2 separate regions of the Homo sapiens genome follow, and region 1 is linked to region 2. The links are chromatin loops, found by intact Hi-C in ENCODE. Cell type or tissue: tibial artery. All regions are shown on one strand. Links, peaks and the distances in the headings refer to the core of each region. The heading gives the core; the rest is flanking DNA. Region 1 overlaps CCDC42 (coiled-coil domain containing 42). Region 2 has its middle 28 kb from the start of MYH10.

Region 1 (8,333 bases), core at 7-8,006, 74 kb after region 2:
TCTATCTATCTATCTATCAATCTACTTACTTCTCTTGCTAAACGCTGACCCAGGTAGACACGTATTGCTTCTTGAGGTAGGAAATGAGTGGAGCCCAGGTGCTTGAAAGTGTTTGGTCACTGCAGGGCAGTGGTTCTTCAACTTGAGCACGCATCAGAATCATGTGGAGGGCTTCTTAAAACCCAGAGTGCTGGGTCCCACCCCTGGAGTTTCTGATTCTCAGGTCTGGAGTGGGGCCTGAGAATTTAACTGGTAAAGTTGCCAGGTGATGCTGACGCTGCTGGTCCGGGGACCACGCCTGAGAATGACTGCTGTAAGGTGTTGTATGTGAAGGTGAGGGGTTACTGCGGCCACGCAGCGATCCTGGCAGGGCAGCTGCAGCAGTGCCTTCCCTGAGACAACAGGAATCCGGGCAGTCTGAGGGCCCTCTAGGATCACAGGGCCAGGGAGGAGACACGGAGCCTTGTTAAGTCTGCTCCTCAGCCTGCTTTGGGGACAAAAGCACAGGGCCTCTGCTTTCTGGGAGGCAGACTGACGAGGGGGAGAGACCAGGCTCAGGAAGAGCAGACCCAGGGGTGAATCCTGACCCTGTCGTCCTGTAGCCAGGGTTCCCAGGCAAGCATCCTGCTCTGTGAGTCAGGATAATGATGCCTCACTGGGTTTTCAAAAGGCGGATACAAATGAAGTCCCTGTTGAATACATGTTACTTCCCCACGGCTCTCTGACTTGGCTTTTGCTATTGATTTAAAAATGTGCAATTGAGTTTTTGAACCTAAGTTTGAGATTTTACATTGACCTCAATTGAGTTGAGTTTGGCTGGTTTTAATCCATCATCCCAGCCTGCTGAGGTGCTCCTGAGCCTTGAGCTTGTCATTTGGCACATTAGTGATCCCTCCCTAGTTACTGGTGGCCTGCCCAGTAACTAGGGCAGTAACTAGGGCTGTTCCTTCCTTAGCGTTGCTGACACTGGCTTGCATGTTTTAGCGCACACAGTGGGGCAGGGGAGCAGAGCTTGCTCCTGAAGTCAGGGAAGAGTGCTCGACTCAGCACTTTTGCAGCTCTGACCTGGGAAGCTGCCTTCGTAGTTTTAAGTGGGTCTTTGCACCCAAATTAGAAACACCTCATGCTTCTAATCCAAGCACTTTGGGAGGCCAAGGTGGGTGGATCACCTGAGGTTAGGAGTTCGAGACCAGGCTGACCAACATGGTGAAACCTTGTCTCTACTAAAAATACAAAATTAGCCCGGCATGGTGGCGGGCGCCTGTAATCCCAGTTACTCGGGAGGCTGAGGCAGGAGAATCGCTTAAACCCAGGAGGCAGGGGTTGCAGTGAGTCGAGATCGCGCCTTGCACTTCAGCCTGGGCAACTCCATCTCAAAAATAAAATAAAATAAAATAAATAAAAATAAAATAAAATAAAATATAAAATATAAAATTATAAAATATAAAATAAAATATAAAATATAAAATATAAAAAAATAAAATAAAATAAAATAATATAATATAAAATATAAAATAAAATATAAAAGTTTGAAGTGGTGGATGAGAGAAGAGTCCTCTGTACTGACCCTACTGGTTTGTTGCCCACCTGAACACTGACTGTGTGTGAGCCCAAAGGTGAGGGGACACCAGACCTAAGATGTGGTTTCTAGTTCCCAGGCAGCCTAGGTGACCAGCTTTGAGAGTGAGTGCTTGTTGGGGGGGTCCCCCGTCACTGCACTCTTCCCCATGAATAAACTACCAAAGGGCTAGAGAGAACTTGAGAACAAACTTCATATAACATTCACTGTTTTCAGGGATAGAGTGAGGCCCACGGGGGAAAATAAGCAGGTGTCCCTCAGCAGGAAGGCACAGCAGGCATCGGTCCCGAGCTGGACTGACTGGACCGCAGGCTCACGACTTCTTCTTTCACGATCTCTGTCTCAGGACATTCTGGAACAAGGCTGCCTCCTTAAATCCGGACTCGCTGTTGTTCCTTCTTTTTCACCTCTGCCCAGATGTCCGACCGGTCTTGGATAAATTGCTGGATCTAGAAAGGCAAGGAGCCCAGCGTTAACTCCGCCCCCCAGAGGCCTCCCCTGTCCCAAGATGGAGCATCCCAGACATTCACTTGTAAAGAATTCATCATTGCTTTCCTGTGACTGACTTCTTTTTAAATTTTTATTTATTTATTTTTTTGATACAAGAGTCTTGCTCTGTCACCCAGGGTGGAGTGCAGTGGCACGATCTAGGCTCACTGCAACCTCCGCTTCCTGGGTTTAAGCAATTCTCGTGTCTCAGCCTCCTGAGTGGCTGGGATTACAGGTACTTGTGACCATGCCCAGCTAATTTTTGTGTTTTTAGTAGAGATGGGGTTTCACCATGTTGGCCAGGCTGGTCTTGAACTACTGACCTCAAGTGATCCACCCGCCTCAGCCTCCCAAAAGGCTGGGATTACAGGCATGAGACACTGCACCCAACCATGACTGACTTCTTGAGGAGGCCACTTTCTCTCATTTGACAATGTTTTGAGGTGAAATTGAGTGTTGGGTGTAGCCGATGAGAAGCAACAAAACAGGGATGGAGTTGGGAACTCCTGAAGGCAGACCCTGGTGATGTATGAAGTCCAGGCTGAGAGTCAAGCAGGAGGGATAAGAAAGAAAGGGTCACAAGCAGGCTGGTGGATGAAAAGGATTTAGCAGGCAGGGTTCCGTCAGCATGGGCAGACCGCCTTCCACAACTTCACCGCCCTCAAGGTGGTCGTGCATTCGAAACCCAGAGCTGATGCTCATCATGATAACCTTGAGTCATGAAAAGGAATGTAAATTCTGTTCACCGCCTTCTGTTTTGTAAAGAGCACGCAGTCAGCATGACACGGAAGTCATGCTCCAGAAGTCAGATGACCTAGCTGGGCCCCCGTCGCAGGTCTGGGGCAATCACTCCATCTTTCTGGAACTCAGTTCTTCATCTTTAATAAGGAGAGAGGGAGAAAAGATTGGCCCAGACAGCCTCTAAGATATCAGTTCTAATGCAAACCAAAACCACAGTGAGATACCATCTCACACCAGAATGGCTACTATTAAAAAGTCAAAAAGTTACAGATGCTGCTGAGGTTGTGGAGAAAAGGGAACGTTCATACACCGTTGGTGGAAGTGCAAATTAGTTCAACCATTGTGGAAGGCAGTATGGTGATTCCTCAAAGAATTAAAATAGAACTACCATTCAACCCAGCAGTCCTATTACTTGTTATATACCCAAAGGAATATAAATCGTTCTATCATAAACACACATGCATGGGGATGTTTACTGAAGCACTATCCACAATAGCAAAGAGAATCAACCTAAATGCCCATCAATGGTAGACTGGATAAAGAAAATGTGGTACTTATACACCACGGAATACTATGTAGCCATAAAAAAGAATGAGATCACGTCCTTTGCAGGCACATGGATGGAGGTGGAGGTCACTATCCTTAGCAAACTAACGCAGGAACAGAAAACCAAATACTGAGTGTTCTCACTTATTAGTGGGAGCTAAATGATGAGAACACGTGGACACAAAGAGGGGAACAACACATACTGGGATCTGCTTGAGGGTGGAGAGTGGGAGGAGGGAGAGGATCAGAAAAAATGACTATTGGATACTCGGCTTAATACCTGAGTGATGAAATAACCTGTACAACGAACCCTTGTGACATGAGTTTACCTATATAACAAACCTGCTTGGCTGGACGCGGTAGCTCACGCCTGTAATCCCAGCACTTTGGGAGGCCAAGGCGGGTGGATCACGAGGTCAGGAGATCGAGACCATCCTGACTAACACAGTGAAACCCCATCTCTACTAAAAATACAAAAAATTAAGGCCGGGCGCGGTGGCTCAAGCCTGTAATCCCAGCACTTTGGGAGGCCGAGGCGGGCGGATCACGAGGTCAGGAGATCGAGACCACCCTGGCTAACACGGTGAAACCCCGTCTCTACTAAAAATACAAAAATTAGCCAGGCGTAGTGGCGGGCGCCTGTAGTCCCAGCTACTCGGGAGGCTGAGGCAGGAGAATGGCGTGAACCTGGGAGGCGGAGCTTGCAGTGAGCCGAGATCACACCACTGCACTCCAGCCTGGGCGACAGAGTGAGACTCCGTCTCAAAAAAAAAAAAAAAAAAAAAAAAACCTGCTCGTGTACTCCTGAACCTAAAATTAAAAAAATAAAAAAAGGATTTCAGTTCTAAAACTTCTCCTTTTCAAGGCTGTCTCTGGAGATGGAACTACACAGACTTTGTCCAAAGCTCTCAACAACTGTCAGCTGCTGATACTGTTACCATTACCAATATCATTCCCATTTTGCAAATGAGAAAACAGAGAGTCAATGAATTAAAGCAGCTTTCCCAAGATGACAGAGAAGACAGGTCAGCGTTTCCTGAGCTATGTTCTCATAATAAGTGGTCACATGCCCCAAAGGAGTCCTGTGGTCAAGTCAGTTTTAGAAACGCTGTCTGCTGGGAGCATCTCAGGGCATAGAACTATAGCAAAGACTCCAAGTCCTGTTTGTTTTTTTAATCTCATCTTCGTTTAATTTAGAGTTTCTAAATGTATTAGTCTATGGAGTCCTTTTATTCCCCCTAGGAAACAATAGCTCAGGAGATTCAGTCTGGAAAGTGCTTGTTCAGATAGTTTGGCTTTTCTTCAGGGATAATGCCAAACCTTCCATGACACACTCGAAGGAATTCAAATTGACTTGGCCTTCTGCAGAATCGCTTTTCCTAAGCTGTCCTGTGTACCACGTTCCTTGTTCTCTATAAGCAGCTGCCTTACAAAGCCAGTGCCTGCATTGGTTGCAGGGATGCTGTTGAGAACATTATTCATACAGTGTCAATGAAGCCTCATCGAGAAATTTCAGTGAGAACTAAGTGCTGGGAAAAGGCACATTGTCTCGGAGGAAACCTTATTTTTTCTTATTCTAGTATAAGAGCTACAGGTGGCTTTTCATTCAGGTTACCAGCAAGCTCAGAAACAATTACTGCCCCTGTCTAAGACCCTTAAGAACCAAGGGCAGTCTGTATTTCTCTCCATCCTTGACCTCTGATTTCAACTTGTACTTTCCCAGGTCCTTAAGTTTAAATCTGTAGGCGACTCGGTCGTGTATTTCCGTGAGTAGGTTCATCTCCTACGGGAATGAAGTGAGATATTTTCTAATAACTTTTGGGCAATCTGAAGTTCTCCTGTAGAGGTGAATCCAAGTTGAGAGGGATTCAGAAACTCAAAATTTGGAGTGGATGGACTAGAAGCCATGGTCTCAGCAGGAGATGTGCCTGTGGGAGTGAGCTGCTGGAGGGCAGCATCTCCCAGTGAATCTTGAGATGAAGTCTTGCTCTTGTTGCCCAGGCTGGAGTGCAATGGCACGATCTTGGCTCACTACAACCTCCGCCTCCCAGGTTCAAACGATTCTCCCGCCTCAGCCTCCCGAGTAGCTGGGATTACAGGTGCCTGCCACCATGCCCGGCTAATTTTTGCATTTTTAGTAGAGATGGGGTTTCACCATGTTGGCCAGGCTGGTCTCAAACTCCTGACCTCATGATCCACCCGCCTCAGCCTCCAAAAGTGCTGGGATTACAGGTGTGAGCCACTGTGCTGGGCCCTCCCACTGCATCTTTCTTTACAACAGCTAAGGGCAAGGGCCTGAGGACCTCCGGGAGGCTGAGGGGAGGGGGCCCGAGGATTTCTGGAGTCTCTGAGACCCTATTGTGGGTCATAGGGGTTTTTGAGGCCAAAACTCTTTTTACGATAATATTAAAATGTTATTTGCCTTTTTTTCGCTCTTATTCTCTCATGAGCACACAGTGGCATTTCCCAGAGAGGAGTTTCCATGACATATGCTGTCACAACAGAATGAACGCAGGAGTGGACATGAGCACCGGCCTGTCCTCTGTTAAACTAGACATTAAAGGGATCTGCAAGTGCGTCAAACAATGCCACTCTTCTCACAAAACAGTTTTGAAACTTTTTTCCATAAAAAATGCTATTTCTGTTAACATACTTTTTATCATTATTTAAAAATGAATGAATTAAACAAATGTTTTAAAATTTTCTGTTTTAATTTCTATTGTGGCAATTATAGATACAACCATATAAAGAAAAGCTCTCTGGGAATCCTCAATAAACTCTAGGAGTGTAAAGGTGAAATGTTGAGAATTGCTACTTCCAGAACACACTTGCTTACAAACGCCCTCCTTTGGGCTATAAAATAATTCTGTTCAAACAGGCTTTAAAATGTAGGCTAATTATTTGTTTTAGGGAACTCCTTTTTCCTAGCTGTGTATATTTCATGAATTTCACTTTTTTTTTTTTTTTGGAAAAGTAGGGAAAGTGCCTCTAAGTCAATTGCTGTTTTGTTTTTTGTTTGTTTGTTTTTTTGAGGCTGGCCTGGAACTCCCAACCTCAGGTGATCCACCCACCTAGGCCTCCCAAAGTGCTGGGATTACAGGCATGAGCCACCGTGCCTGGCCCCAATTTCTCTTTTTAACGAAGTGTGGGCCTCAAGCTCAAGCCTTCAGCAAGCCACAGTATCTCACTAGAATTTAATGAGGCTGTTTTGCACAACTAATGGATTCAGTAGTGGGTCCCTGCTACTGCTCTGTAGACTGGGGCTAAAAGGGTTTCGGTGCTAATGCAATGGTTCTCAAAGTATGGAACCCGAACCAGCAGCGTCACTTGGGAACTTGCTGAAAATGTAAATTCATGAGTTCTCATCTCAGATCCACTGAGTCAGAGACTCTGCGGGTGGGGCCCAGTAATACTCCTCACCCTCCCAGGTGATCCTGATGTTGTTAAATTTTGAGAGTCCCTGCTCTGCTTCTCTGTCAGGTTCATTCTTCCACCCAACCAACTGGCAACCTCCTCGGCCCAGCCGACCCCACGGGCCCAGTGCCTGTCCCCTCCTCCTACCATGTCCAGCTGCTTGTGGGTGTCCTCCAGTGCCACCTCAGTCACCTCCTTCAGGTGCTTGCTCACGATCTGGAAGAGGTTCAGCGTGGCCATCTTAATGGTGCCAAGCAGGAGGGTCTTCTTGGCTGCGGTGTTCTGGATGTGCGCCCAGCGAGATTCCTGGAGAGTGGATAAGGACGGGGCATGAGCACAGCATGTGGTGTGTGTGTGTTTGTGTGTATGTGTGTGTGTGTATGCTCAGGGCCCGCACTCACCCAGTGCCTGGGAGCCCCCGGCCCGCCCCGGGCCCCTCACCCAGAAGATGACATTGCTGCGGGCACGGTCAAAGCGCATCTGCAGCCTTGCCAGCTCATTGTTTTGCTGCAGGATCTCATCATCCTTTTCCTCCATGTAGCGCGCCAGCCGGGCCTTGGCGCGCTCAATCTTCTCCTGGCCTTCCTGCGCAGACTGCATGAGGTCGTGGCGCATGCTCACCAGCGTCTTGTAGCGTGCAATCACCTCATGGATCTCCTCGAACTGTGGTCAGGGGCTCAGGTCAATGCACAGCCAGCCCCTGGGGCCTGAGGGAGCCACCCAGTCCTGCCAACCTCCAGCCTGGATGCCTGGACACCTGGACACCTGGGCAGGCAGGCCCTTGGCCAGGGTCACGGCCAGAGGCTGTGAGGGACACTGGGGTTCCGCTGCCTGCTTCTCCTGGGTTTGTACGGGCCACGGTCCATTTGTTGGGCAGGGGGATGCACAACTGGGCTAGGGATTTTCGACTTTAACTGCATGTGAGAATCACCTGTAGGGGCTTTAAAAAGGACACCTGCCAGTCTCCACCCCCAGAGATTCAGATGAATAAACAAGTCTTCTGTGGTCTCTGGCATCTGAATTTTGCAAAAGGTCCCCTGGTGGCTCTAGGCACAGCCAGGGTTGATAATCGCTGATGGAAGGCATTTTGCAATGTCTTCCAAGGCAAGAATTTCCTATTCAACAAGATTGTACCAGGAACCACTTACAAGCCAGGAGCTATGCTAAATGCTAGGGAAATAGCAGGAGTTAGGAAAACCAGATTCTGCTCTTAGGAAGCTTACAGCTTGGGGGGTGGCATGGAGGGAGGACAGACAGACAAGTAAACAGTCAGTTACAACAGCAAGATAAGCCCTATCTATGACTGGGGGATAGGGCTGGAGGGGACTCTGGGAAAGCCTTCACGTTGGTGATCTCTGGTATTTGTTCATTTACTGAGGGAGAAGCAGGGATAGAGAGGGTGCTGGTGGGGCAGGTGGCCTGCCAGACTCAGCTCACCTCCCCCAGCCTGGTCCAGAACCATGCCACTCTGGCCCTAACCCTCAGGTCCCACTCAGTGGAACAGAAGCCATGAAACCCACGCTCTTTAGAAGGCAGCATGAACACCAGTTCTGTGATACCAAGT
Region 2 (8,333 bases), core at 103-8,102:
ATTTATCTTGCCTTTCTTGTATGACTGTTATCTCAGATGGCCAAATAGTTGAGGAGAGAGAAGTTTCTCTTTATATAAGTATTGCAGCTGAAAAATGACAAAGGAATTATAGAATTGGAACATCATTGTTCTACAACCCCTGAAAATACTGCATTTTAACAAAAATTGTCAATGGATGTTAACATCACAAGAAGGAAATCAACCTGACATGTGACTCCTGGCGGAAATACACAATCCCACCTCTGAGCTATTCTTGTCAAGAAACCTAAGTGTGATTCAGCCTCTGGATCTCACTACCAATTTACCAGCAACACAGAGGACAGAGAAACAAGTTAAACATCACCATAGGACAGCAATCTTGAAAAATTCAGGCTGTGGAAAATTTTATAGGACAACCTGATTTCTTCAACAATAAACTACAAGGGGGCTGGGTGCGGTGGCTCACGCCTGTAATCCCAGCCCTTTGGGAGGCCGAGGCAGGCGGATCATTTGAGGTCAGGAGTTCAAGACCAGCCTGGTCAACACAGTGAAACCCTGTCTCTACTAAAAATACAAAAAAAATTAGCTGGGCATGGTGGTGCATTTCTATAATCCCGGCTACTAGGGAGGCTCAGGCAGGAGAATCGCTTGAACCTGGGAGAAGGAGGTTGCAGTGCACCAAGATTGTGCCACTGCACTCCAGGCTGGGCAACAGAGTGAGACTCTGTCTCAAAAAAACTAAAAGGAAATTACAATAGTACCTTCTTATCCTTAGTTTTGGTTTCTGAGGTTTCAGTTACCCGTGGTCAACCATGGTCCCAAAATAGGTATGTATAGTACAATAAGATATTTGTAAAGAGAGAGACAGAGAGACCATATTCACATAACTCTCATTACAGTCTATTGTTCTAATTATTTTATTTTATCATTTGTTATTGTTGTTAATCTCTTACCGTGCCTAATTTATAAGTTAAACTATTTTAGAGGTATGTATGAATAGGAAAAAAACATGGCAGATATAGGGGTTAATATTATCTGTGTTATCAGGCATCCACCGGAGGTCTTGAAACTTATCCCCAGCAGATAAGAGGGGGGCTACTATAAAAGGAAAGGAGAAAGAGAAATGGAAGAGAGACCTATAGATCAAGATCAAGCACAAGGGATGAAATACTTACCAGCAAACATAATGTATGAACCTTTTTTGGCACTTGATTCAAAAAAACCATACATTGGGAATATTTGAATATTGGTTTAATATATATTGAGAAATTGATTATTGTTAATTTTTCAGGTGTGATAATGATATGGTGGTTAGTTATTTATTATTATTTTTTAAGACAAGGTCTCACTCTGTTACCCAGGCTGGAGTGCAGTGGCATGACCTTGGCTCGCTGTGACCTATGCCTCCTAGGCTCAAGTGATCCTCCCACCTCAGCCTCCCAAGTAGTGGGGACTACAGTCCCGTGCCCCCATGCCTGGCCAATTTTTGTATTTTTTGTAGAAATGGGGTTTTGCCACATTGCCTAGGTTAATCTTGAACTCCTGGGCTCAAGTGATCCACGCCTGACCTTGTGGTTATTTTTTTAAGTCCTTATCTAGAGATACTTAACAGAAATATTTAAGATAATATGATGTCTGGGATTTATTCAAAATTATCTGGAAGGGGGAAGAGGTAGAATTATTGTTGAAACAAGATTGTTCATGAATTAAAAATTGGTGAAACTGTGGATTTACATGATTCCACATGCTTTTCCAGCCCAAGGAAGGCTGGAAATCTATGAGGTTTTTAAAGTGTCTGTCTTTCTCTTTGTAATCTCATAGGTGCTGCCTGTGGTTGGAGGCAAAATCCTGGATTTCCTCAATGGCTTGGAGTTGGAGGGCTGTTCCTGTGGTTGTGATTTCAACCCAAGTGCTAGTAGAATTGAGCACTTAGTTTCCTGGTTATGTTATCAAACCGAAATTCGGATTGGCCTCCCTAGGTCCCTATATTTGACAATGGCCACACTGTGCTGCCAGGAACAGACACTGGAAATATCAGTGCCTCCTTTCACTCTCCAATCCACTAGCATACAAGCTCCATGGGGCCAGGGGTTTTTATCTGTTTTGTTCACTGCTGTGTCTTCAGTGTCTATAACATTGCCTGACATCGTAAATGCTCAATAAATCTTTCATGACTGAATGACTCCAAGCAGTTGCCGAGTCCTGTGACTTTTCCCTTATAATTCACCTTCTACCTGTCCATTCCCATTATTACCTGTGGTGAAAGAAAGATGGTCACAAGTTTTTGACAATGCTCCCATTGAAAAGTGACTGTGTGTCCCAACCCCCTTGAATCTGGGTGGGCTCTGTAACTAGTTGAACCAATACCTATGATACAAATGATGCTGTGTCACTCTACAGGCCCAGGACTTAAGAGATCTGCAATTTCCACTTCCTCTCTCAAACCCTCACTCTTAGAGCCCTGGACAGCTAGAAAGACCCTGGAACTATATGGAGAAGGAGAAGAGATCAACTGAGGTCAGCCTTCCAGCCGTTTCTTTCAAGAAGCCAGGCATGTGAGGGAAGCTATCTTGGGCCTTCCAGCCTACCAGCTGAATACCACTGAGTGACTCCAGATAATGCTATACGGAACAGAAGAATCACCCAGCTGAGCCCTACCCAAATTCCTGATCCACACAGTTGTGAGATATAATAAAACTGTTGTTGGCGGGGCACAGTGGCTCAAGCCTCTAACCCCCAGCACTTAGGCAGGCTGAGGCGGGATGATTGCTTGAGGCCAGGAGTTTGAGACCAGCCTGTACAACATAGAGAGACCCCATCTCTACAAGAAGTAAAAAATTAGCTGGCTGTGGTGGTGCACACCTGTAATCTAGCTACTTGAGAGGCTGAGGTGGGAGATTGCTTGAGTCCAGGAGTTCAAGGTTACAGTGAGCTATGATCATGCCATGCACTCCAGCCTGCATGATAGAGCAAGATCCCGTCTCTAAAATAAAAAAAAAAAGTTTCCATTTTGAGACCTTAAGTTTTGGGGGTGATATGTTAATACAGCTATAAATAACCAGAACATTAGCCTACTCTGGACCTTATAACTTCTTGCCTGGAAAACTGATCCCTACATTCAGTCTCCTACCTATCCTTTTAACTACCCTCTGCATGGCATAGATTAGTTTCTATGAAGGAGTTACTGCTTAAAAAAAAAAAAAAAAAGTTATCATCAACAGAATACAGCCCAATCTCTTTAGCTTGGCCTTATGGATCTCTGAACCCAACTCTGCAAGCTCTCCTATCTTCCTCTCACATGACTTGTGCTTGAGCCAAGTCCAGATTTTGGCTTATCCATTTGACCCCCCATGGTTTTATTTTTGTTCATGCTTTCCCTCCTCCTGGAATCCACTTCATTCATTCATGTACATCCAAATTCTACTTGCTTTCCAAAGATGTCCACAAATGTCAATCCCCACAGGTAGAAATAATCTCTTTCTCCTGAATTTCCACAGCATTTTACCAAGGCCTTTCATAAAACATACCCTTTCCTTCCTTTTTAACATTATAATTTGGAAACATGTCTTTATCATTCCGCAGAGACCATGAAATCCTTGAAGGTAAGATTCACATCTTATTTACTTATTTTAAACTCATTATTGAAACTAGCAGCCAGGCGTGGTGGCTCACACCTGTAATCCCAGCACTTTGGGAGGCCAAGGTAGGTGGACCGCGAGTTCAGGAGATCGAGACCATCCTGGCCAACATGGTGAAACTCCGTCTCTACTAAAAATACAAAAAAAACCAGCCAGGCGTGGTGGTGGGCGCCTGTAGTCCCAGCTACTCAGGAGGCTGAGGCAGGAGAATGGGGTGAACCCGGGAGGCAGAGCTTGCAGTGAGCTGAGATTGCGCCACTGCACTCTAGCCTGGGCGACAGAGCCAGACTCCATCTCAAAAAGAAAAAAAAAGGAAAGTAGCAAAGAGTTTGGCTCTTGTAGACCCTTAATAAATATTTTTTGGATGAATAGGTGGATAGATGAACAAATGGGGCCCAGTCTCATTTTGTGGTTATAGCTCAGCAGCAATCACACTGTAGTCATGCATCGTTAAACTATCAGTTCAGTTTCCTCATCTGTATGTTGGTGGAAATAACAATAATGATAATATCAGTCTTGCTTCTGTTACATGGTTGTTGTAAAGATCAAATGAGATGTGAAAGCAAGAAGTGCTAAATGCAAGGTATCCACCTGGAATTAAATAAAGACAATTTTTAGCAAAGGCGGCCGACGTGACTGCTTATGACTCCGTATTAGCCACAGCAGGCCAAGAAATTCAGAGAAAGCGTGGTCCCCACTGGCACAACCTGGGGGAAGACCAGAGCAACTCAAGGAACCACTGACTCAGCCTCTGCTTTCTTTGTAACAAAACACTTGAGGGCAAGGGGAGAAAGTGGAACTCCTTACAACCGCCTGCCCCAACTCCTTGGATGTGCCAGGCACCAGGGCTACGTTTAACCCTCTGGGGTCCATCCCAACCAAAGGCTGAGGTGCCTTTGAGAAGCAGGCCTGTGGAATGTGGACTCTTGCTGTAGCTAAAGCAGAGAAGGGAATCCAGTGGCCCATGTGAACCCTGCAAAGTGCCTGGGAAGACATTGTTTCAGGCCTGGCCACATGCATTTGCTCAAACCATGTCCCCGAGCCTCAGGTTCTCCCTCTGCGTTTCTCCGCTCTGCTCTTTTCTGTCTTGATTTCCTTTACAGGCAGTCTCTCCCATGTGGTGGCACAGATGGTTCTGAGCAGCCTCACACTTACATCCTACCAGTTTAACAACCTCCTCGCCGAAAAGAGCACTTCTCTTCCCCAGTAGTTCCAGAAAAAGTCTAGGGATTAGGACTCGCTAGACAGACAGGAGCTCTTTCCCTGAGCCAATCACTGTGGTCAAGGGGATGGAGTCTCCTGATGGCCCAGCCTGTGCTATCTGGAGACCCCAGGAGCTGGAGCTGGAGGTGGAGGCAGTGGTGGTGGTGGGGATTACCCTAAAGGAAAAGGATGGTGCTATCACCAAAGAAATGGGGAATGGAAGTCGCATAGGGAAAACAACAGATCCCAGCCCACCAATCCTGGCAGGAGATACCAAGCTGTACATAAAAACAGTGCTTTTCTCAAGCCTGGTATTGGGCACCTATTCTTTATTGAACCCTTTATTGTGAATTGTCCCACCCAACCAGGTAACAAGTTGTCCAGGGCACCTGGACATAATAGCTCTATTCCACTGGCACCACCCCATCCCCTCTCTGTCTGTCTTATCTAGACTGTTTTTAATCTGTCTCTGATTTGCTCTTGATCACCAAGCATGCCTTGTTCTCATCTTTCCTGATTCATTATCCCTCTTGGCCTCCACAACCATGAAATACAAGAGCTGTTTACTGCCACTCCTGTCGAAGCCCACGTGTATCATCACCATATACATATATCATTGGGCTGCTAGTGGCCATAAAGGCAGAGAGCCTATCTGAACATTAAAGAGACAGAGCCTTGATGATATTGCTTGACTCTCTGAAACCAGCCACACCTGAAACCAGCTATCCCTCTGTTGTGGGTTGAATTGTATTCCCAAAACAATATGTTGAAGTCCTCACCTCCGGTACCTGTGAATGTGCCTTCATTTGGACGTAGGGTGTTTGCAGATGTAATCAACTTAAGATGATGTCATACTTCATTAGGGTGGGCCCTAATCCATGATGACAGCTGTCCTTATAAGAAGAGAAGAAATGCAGAGACAGGCACACAGGGAGAGCCTCAGTTGATGATGAAGGCAGAGATTGGGGTGATGAGTTTGCAAGCCAAGGAAGGCCCAGGATTGTTGGCAACACCCAAAGCTAAGAGAAGGGCATGGAACAGAATCTCCCCAAGTGCCTTCAGAAGGAGCCAACCTTGCTGCCATCTTGGTTTCAGACCTCTAGCCTCCAGAACTGTAAGAGAGTAAGTTTCTGTTGTTTTAAACCACACGTGTTTGTGGTCATTTCTTAGAGCAGCACTAGGAAAAAAATACACCCTTTCATTTTCCCCCCCAGTTTTGTAAGCCAATGCATTTCCTCCTTGCTTAAGCAAAATTATGTTTCTCTTACTTACAGCTAAAGTCCTGAATAATACATGTCACCTACACTATGCTATGTGCTGAGGATTCAAAGGCAAATGAGACCCTGTCCCTACCTTTAAGTCATCCATCCTGTGGCTCTAAGCCCAGCATCATCTAACCTTGCTGGGGCCTAAACCAGTGAGAAGGACAAAAAGAAACTCAAAGTCATGCTGAGATGGCAATGTCTTACCCCAAATAATGAAAAGTATGTCTCTCAAGCACTGTTCAGACCTCTGATGAAAGCAAGGCATGATTGGCAAGGAAGAGCAAATCAGAGACAGAATAAAGGACTCCTGTCTGTCCACTGAGACACGCAAAAACATGACTGGATAAAGGCCAGTCTCCCCAGCCTGGCACTGATGGTTTCAGCTTTCCTTCCTTCCTTCCTTCCTTCCTTCCTTCCTTCCTTCCTTCCTTCCTTCTTTCCTCCCTTCCTTCCTTCCTTCTTTCCTTCCTTCCTTCCTTCCTTCCTTCCTTCCTTCCATCCTCCCTCCCTCCCTTCCTCTCTCTCTTTTCCTCCTTCCTTCCTTTCCTCCTTCCTTCCTTCCTCCCTCTTCTTTCTCTTTTTCTCTCTCCTTCCTTCCTTTCCTCTCTCTCCTTCCTTCCTTCTTTCCTCCCTTTCTTTCCTTCCTTCTTCTATTTTTCTTTCCTTCCTTCCTTCCTTCCTTCCTCTGCCCTTCTCTTTCTCTCTCTCCTTCCCTCTCTCTCTCTTTCTTTTCTGAGACAGGGTCTCCCTCTGTTGCCCAGGCTGGAGTGCAGTGGCACAATTTTGGCTCACTGAAACCTCTGCCTCCAGGCTCAAGCCATCCTCTCACCTCAGCCTCCCGAGTAGCTAGGACTACAGGTGTGCGCCACGACGCCTGGATAATTTTTATATTTTTAGTAGAGACAGGGTTTTGCCATGTTGCCCAGGCTGGTCTCAAACTCCTGAGCTCAAGCAATTCTCCAGCCTTGGCCTCTCAATGTGTTAAGATTACAGGTGTGAGCCACTGCGTCTGGCCGTCTAGCCTATATTTCTATCATCATCTTCCACTATATTTGGCTCTTTCTGAATTCTTTCCACCTCCTTTGCTCCAGTCACATCAAATTACTATTTATTCCCCGAAGACGCTATATGCTTTCAAGAGTTGTTAGATTTGCTCACCATAGCTGTCTACAGAGTCCTTTCCTCTATCTCTAAGTCCTAGCCATCTATATTAGCTCCTTAGAGCTGCCATTAAAAAATGACCACAAACTGGGTGGCTTGTACCAACCAAAATGTATTCTTTCACAATTCTGGAAGCTGTAAGTCTGAAATCAGGGTGTCAGCAGGGCCATGCTCTCTCTGAAGACTCTAGGGAAGGACTCTTCATCTCCTCTCTCTAGTTTCTAGTGGCTGCCGGAAATCCTTGGCCCTCCTTGGCTGGTAGACACATCACTCCAACCTCTGCCTTTGTTGTTATGTGCCATTTCCCCTGTGTCTGGGTCCAAATTTCCCTCTTCTTATAAGGACACCAGTCACTGGTTTAGGACCTACCTTAATCCAGTACGACTTCCATCTTAACATGGTTATATTTACAAAGACCCTATTTCCAAGTAAGGTCACATTCACAGGTACCAGGGGTTAGGACCCCAAATCTATTTGGGGTACACAATTCAACCCACAACATCATCCTTTGAAACCCAGCTCAGTTTGCCACATTCTCCAGGAAGTCTCCATCACCTACCTATGGCATGAATGTCTGATGCTCCCAATCTCTGCTGTAGCTGCATCACCTTTGTCCCTGCGGTTGAGATACTTGTGAACTTACTAATTTAGAGCTTGTGAGGGACAGGACTGGAACTCAAACCTTGTCTGTATGGTCCAAAGCCCTTGGTCAGTACCTGTGTTACTCATCAGAAAACAATCTATAAGCTGGGCACAGTGGCTCATCCCTGTAATTCCAGCACTTTGGGAGGCTGAGATGGGAAGATCGTTTGAGGCCAGGAATTCGAGACCAGCCTGATCAACACAGCAAAACACTGTCTCTACACAACTTTTTTTTATAAAAAATTAGCTGAGTGTGGGGGTAGCCATATAGTCTCAGCTACTGGGGAGGCTGAGGTTGGGAGATTACTTGAGCCAAGGAGTTTAAGGCTGCAGTGAGCTATGATCATGCCACTGCCCTCCAGCCTGGGTGACTGAATGAGACTCTGTCTCAAAAAAAAGAAAGAATGAACGAAAGAAAAGAAAGAAAGAGAGAGAGAAGGAAGGA

What was found. Hi-C counts contacts between places; a loop is a spot of excess contacts. Peaks named below come from ENCODE experiments on the same cell type or tissue, not always from the same donor. Only the 100,000 strongest peaks of a DNase experiment are listed, where the experiment ranks them.
Region 1: a loop joins it to region 2, with 3 times the contacts of the local background. A loop is called at or near these places in 4 of 110 quality-filtered maps.

Annotation. Positions count from the first base shown.
Region 1 is chr17:8,728,180-8,736,512 of GRCh38, forward strand. It overlaps CCDC42 (coiled-coil domain containing 42), which reads right to left. Exons shown (of 7, transcript NM_144681.3): 5 at 7,211-7,432; 6 at 6,917-7,075; 7 at 1,756-2,028. The coding sequence ends at 1,951. Among named protein-coding and RNA genes, the nearest start is that of CCDC42, 12 kb to the right of the region's middle. In tibial artery, for the core only: no CTCF peak of the experiment used is centred there; no DNase peak of the experiment used is centred there; H3K27ac peaks cover 2,330 bases.
Region 2 is chr17:8,654,272-8,662,604 of GRCh38, forward strand. No RefSeq gene overlaps it. Among named protein-coding and RNA genes, the nearest start is that of MYH10, 28 kb to the left of the region's middle. In tibial artery, for the core only: no CTCF peak of the experiment used is centred there; no DNase peak of the experiment used is centred there; H3K27ac peaks cover 96 bases.